Regions from separate parts of the Homo sapiens genome. Here region 2 is linked to region 1. A link is a loop called in an ENCODE intact Hi-C map of the cell type or tissue named here. Cell type or tissue: mammary epithelial cell. All regions are shown on one strand. Each heading gives the region's core, and the rest is flanking DNA. Links, peaks and the distances in the headings are about the cores only.

The links. Peaks named below come from ENCODE experiments on the same cell type or tissue, not always from the same donor. Only the 100,000 strongest peaks of a DNase experiment are listed, where the experiment ranks them.
Region 2: a loop joins it to region 1, with 14 times the contacts of the local background. A loop is called at or near these places in 29 of 110 quality-filtered maps.

The regions. Positions count from the first base shown.
Region 1 is chr14:63,798,311-63,801,130 of GRCh38, forward strand. It overlaps a transcript of SYNE2 not described here. Among named protein-coding and RNA genes, the nearest start is that of SYNE2, 53 kb to the right of the region's middle. In mammary epithelial cell, for the core only: a CTCF peak has its summit at 1,480 (motif pointing right); no DNase peak of the experiment used is centred there.
Region 2 is chr14:63,993,200-63,996,019 of GRCh38, forward strand. It overlaps SYNE2 (spectrin repeat containing nuclear envelope protein 2), which reads left to right. Exons shown (of 116, transcript NM_182914.3): 22 at 636-770; 23 at 1,845-2,003. Among named protein-coding and RNA genes, the nearest start is that of MIR548H1, 100 kb to the right of the region's middle. In mammary epithelial cell, for the core only: a CTCF peak has its summit at 1,035 (motif pointing left); no DNase peak of the experiment used is centred there; H3K27ac peaks cover 270 bases.

The DNA.
Region 1 (2,820 bases), core at 162-2,661:
AAGTGCAAGAATTACAGGTGTGACCCTCTGCATCTAGCTTTCTTGCATACGTCTTATCTAGAAACCTTAACTTGTTTTTTTTTTTTTCTTTTTTTTTTTTGAGACAGTATTTCTCTCCTGTCTCCCAGGCTGGAATGCAGTGGTATGGTCTCGGCTCACTACAACCTCCGCCTCCTAGGCTCAAGCAACCCTCCTGCCTCAGCCTCTCGAGTAGCTAGTACTACAGGCATGTACCACCATACCCAGCTAATTTTTGTATTTTTAGTAGACACGGGGTTTCACCATGTTGGCCAGCCTAGTCTCAAACTCCTGACCTCAAGTGATCCACCTGCCTTGGTCTCCCAAAGTGCTGAGATTACAGGCATGAGCCACCACGCCTGGCCTGAAAACCTTACTTTAATCTCCTTCTCCTATTTTCTGGACTCTACCCTGGGGTCTAAGAGATATTATTTCACTATTATCTCCAAGCATGTTTAAGAGGTATGATTAGAGCAACACCCATCTGTATGGCTACTGTCAAAACAATTCATGAGAGTTCTAATGGAGGGAAAAAAGGTGGGTAGGAACAGGCCTTGTTCGCTTGTCCAAATGGGTTCTGTGGATGCCAGAGATGACCCGATATCCTGCTGAACAACTCTTCATGGGTCCCAGGGTCCTGCTCACACAAGTCACCAAGAACATTTTCTAAATATAGATGCTGGAAACCTTTTCTATCAATGGCACTGACCTGTATTTAGGAAACAAACACTTAAAGGACAAATGTGCTTTGTTTTGTTTTGTTTTTATGAGACAGACTTTCGCTCTGTCATCCAGCCTGGAGTGCAGTGGCGCAATCTCTGCTCACTGCAACCTCCACCTCCCGGGTTCAAGCAATTCTTCTGTCTCAGCCTCCCAAGTAGCTGGGATTACAGGCATGCACCACCATGCCTGGCTAATTTTCGTATTTTTAGTAGAGACGGGGTTTTGCCATGTTGGCCAGGCTGATCTTGAACTCCTGACCTCAAGTGATCTGCCCGCCTAAGTCTCTCAAAGTGCTGGGATTACAGGCATGAGCCACAGCACCCTGCCAATAAATGTTTTAAAACTTTTTTTTTTTTTTTTTTGGCCGGGCGCGGTGGCTCATGCCTATAATCCCAGCACTTTGGGAGGCTGAGGCAAGTGGATCACGAGGTCAGATCGAGACCATCCTGGGCAACACAGTGAAACCCCGTCTCTACTAAAAAAACAAAACAAAACAAAAAAATTTAGCCGGGCGTGGTGGCGGGCGCCTGTAGTCCCAGCTACTCTGGAGGTTGAGGCAGGAGAATGGCGTGAACCTGGGAGGCAGAGCTGGCAGTGAGCCACTGCACTCCAGCCTGGGCGACAGAGAGAGACTCTGTCTCAAAAACAAACAAACAAAAAAGACTTTTTGTTTTTCTAATTGACAAAAACAAAAATGTTTCGTTTATTTGGTAAATTACTCAAGTATTTCTTCCAGTAGATGTCAGTGTCGCACTTGAAAAATGAACTTTCACTTTTATAATATGAAAGTTAAATTCTTTTAGCCCTGGGATGGCATCTTTCTTTCGCTCTAATAGAAGATACTGCCAGATGATCCAGACTGATCTTATCCTCAGATAATTTCCTTCAACGGGACATCAGGAAGGAATTTGTTGTACAGAATTGAAGATTTGGCAAGAAGATCTAGACGCATCCAAAGTCTCCTAGAGAATGACACTTTTAAAATAAGAACTCTAGTTAAAAAACAAACAAACAAAAACTCTTAATTTTCCTGTTAGCCTGTTCATTTGAGGTTCTTTTGGTGAGCCCTTTAACTCTGTGACCTGTGTTATGTTTCCATCCTAGAACAAGCTTTCTTCTGAGGATGAAAGGCAATTAGTCTCTGATTTTCTTACAGAAAGTATAATAATAGGTTTTTTGGTTTTTTTTTTGAGACGGAGTCTCCTTCTGTTGCCCAGGCTGGAGTACAGTGGTGCTCCAGCTCACTGCAACCTCTGCCTCCCACGTTCAAGTGATTCTTCAGCCTCAGCCTCCTGAGTAGCTGGAATTACAGGCATCTGCCACCCAAAGTGGTGGGATCACAGGTGTGAGCCTCCCAAAGAGCTGGGATCTTTTGTATTTTTAGTACAGATGGGGTTTCTCTCTAATTTTGTATTTTAGTAGAGACTAGGTTTCACCATGTCTGCCAGGCTAGTCTCAAAACTCCTGACCTCAACTGATCCGCCTGCCTTGGCCTCTGAAAGTGCTGGGATTATAGGCATGAGCCACCGCACCCAGCCATAATAATACTTCAGTTCAAAAACTAGAATGTTTTGTAGCCATAAAAAAGAAAAAGATCATGTATTTTGTGGGAACATGGATGGAGCTGGAGGCCATTATTCCTAGCAAACTAATGCAGGAACAGAAAACCAAATACCACATTTTCTCACTTGTAAGTGGGAGCTAAATGATGAGAACTTATGAACACAAAGAAGGAAGCAGACACTGTGATCTACTTGAGGGTGGAATCTGGGAGGAGGGAGAGGAGCAGAAAAGATAAGCATTGGGTACTGGGCTTAATACCCGAGTGATGAAACAATCTGTACAACAAACCCCTGTGACATGAGTTTACCTATGTAACAAACCTTCACAGGGACCCCCAAACCTAAAAAGTTAAAAAATAAAATAAATGATAATGTTAAACATTTCTCTATTCAAGGAATTATGAAGATAAGTAAGCATATTCTTTTTCTTTCCCTGTTGTATTTATTAACAAAATAGAAATAAAAATCTCTTTAGAAAATTGTTTTTGAGCTCTATGCCTGAAGTTATATGGAAGTA
Region 2 (2,820 bases), core at 87-2,586, 190 kb after region 1:
CTTATGCACGATAGTTAACCTTTCTATAAATTTTGTCTTGGCCAGGCATGTGGCTCACACCTATAATCCCAGCATTTTGGGAGGTTGAGGTGGGAGGCTTGCTTGATCCCAGGAGTTTGAGGTTTCAGTGAATTGTGATTGTGCCACTGCACTTCAGCCTAGGTGACAGATCGCGATCCTATCTCAAAACAAAAAACAAAACGAAACAAAACTGTGATATACTCTTCATATTATATTGCTTCTGAAGTATGGTTGTCTGCTCAATACTTAAGAACTTTAGAGGAAACTTAGCCAGGGGCTCATTAACCCTGTACAGTGAACTTTATAATTACTTATCAATGGGGTAACAAAAATCATTTTGAATATCATAAAGGTATCTTAATCTGGGCCTTATGTGTAACTACATTTGAATAATAAATATTTTGGCACTCTTTTGAAAAGAATTTAAGAGATTTCAAAGGGCTAGCAACCTCGATTTACAAAGAGAAGTCTCCTATAAATCTTCAGATATTCTTCAGAGAGCACCTTCCCACTTTACCAGTTAAAGACATACCAAAATTAGCTTAGAGGATTTTGAGGATTTGGCAGTAGAATGAGGCTTTTATGATTTTGTTTGCAATTTTTTTTTTTTTTAGGAAGCACTAATAATTTCTAATACAAAAAGTCTGGCCAAGTATTTGAAAGCTGTTGAAGAACTAAAAAATAATGTAACTGAGGACATAAAGATGTCTTTAGAAGAAAAGAGTAGAGATGTCTGTGCCAAATGGGAGGTAAGAACATGCATATGTTTCTGAACTTACGTTTTTATATGTCTGATCCTGGGCTGTTGGTTGTCAGAGCCATTCCTGGGGTTTTCCTGTCTACGTTGTATCACCAGTGGGCTGGTCCCTGCAGGCTGAAGTCCCAGGGTTCATACAGAGTTTCATAGCGGAATAGGTCTAGGCTTTGGTGGCAGACAAACCTGGATTCAGCAGCTATGACCCTGGGCAAGGTACTTAACTTTTAGGAGCCTCCCTGATAAAAATGGGGTAACACCACCTACTGGGCAGAATTGATGCAAGGATTTATAGAAAGCATCTACCACTGAGATTATGTTCTGGTAATTAATGGCAATTAATATTAAATGATAATATTGAAATGTGTAATTAATGTGATAATTAAAATGTGTGTGTCTATATATCTATGTCTATGTAAGTGGATTGAATATGTACTGTTAAGGATCCTCCTAAAACTCATTTTAAAATAAACTTTATTACTTTAGAATAGTTTTAGATTTACGGAATTACTGTAAAGATGGTGCAGAGAGTTCCAGTGTACCCCACGCCCAGATTCCTCTGTTATCAGCATCTTACCTTAGTATAGTATCGTTGATACGATTACTGGGTCAATGTTAATACATTATTTTTTCTAGCAGTTTACCCTGACAGAGTGATACATTAGTATTAACTAAAGTTTGCACTTTATTTACCTTTTCACAGTTTTCCTCAGATGTTCTTTCTGTCTGTTCCAGAATCTTATCCAGGATATACATTACATTTACTTATGTCTCCTTGGGCTCAGTTATCTGTTTTGCATAGTTTCCCTCAGTCTGTAGCTTGTCTTTTCATTTTCTTAACAGTGCCTTTCACAGCTAAAATACATTTTTATTTGTTAGAAAAAAAAACCATGTTTATGAGCCTGGGATGTTTTAAAACATCTCCCCCCAAAATACATGGATGAATCAGAATGGCACTTAAGCTTTGTTTCTGTCCTTTTGTCACTACACATATATTTATTGTTACTATAAATACTTTTTTGTATATTTTGTTCTCATGGTTAATATATTCCTTTGATTTTTTTTGTAGTCTCTTCATCATGAACTGTCTTTATATGTTCAACAACTAAAAATAGATATTGAAAAAGGAAAGCTTAGTGACAATATTTTAAAACTTGAAAAGCAAATAAATAAAGAAAAGAAACTTATCCGTAGAGGAAGGACCAAGGGTCTCATCAAAGAACATGAGGTACAATAAAGTGTTTCCACTTAAATTTTGTCATCATTTTGGGGTTTATCTTAAATGGTTGTGTGTATCTTTAGCCTAGGATGAAAACTGTTCTGAAAATTACCCTAGCCCTCCTCTCCCCGGGGATGATCACTTCTTTGCTTCACACTCGCAGCAGAGCCTGTACTTCTTACTTTTTAGAAGTGAGAAAATTCGGCACTGAGTTAATATTTTATGATTTCCCTTGATGTGTCTCAGTGGCCCCTGTCCTCAGACTCTGGTCACAAATGTGTCAACTGTTACTAAAGTACCCACAGTTGGCTTTTGTCAGGACACAGTGTCCTCAGAAGCACAGCTTTTGAGAAAACGAGCAAATCAGGGTACAAAGCAGCTGGGGCAAATCTCATGATCTTTTTTTGGTCTCTATCCTATTTGATTGCTTTTATGTATTTGACATTCCTGACCCTTTTTTCATTTCTTTTTAAGTTTCTACTGTTGTGGCTCTCCCACTGTCAGTCTCTCTTGCTTTATATAATTCTATATCTATCCATCTATCTATCTATCTATCTATCTATCTATCTATCTAGATATATATAAACAGATATAGATGTAGATATGTAAATATATAGCGATATATAATTTGCAGTGAGTACTTTTTAGTGTCTTCACAAATATTCCTTTTTATTCTATTAATGTTTTGCTTTTGAAGAAGGGGTCTCCACCTCCACTTTTGGCTAATTCCGTGCTTCCCTTAGGCGATTTTATGCACTCTGGGGTTTGACCTGCCTTCTCTGCAATGATAGTGCGTCAATTTTTCTCTCCAGCTGAGTCCTTTCAC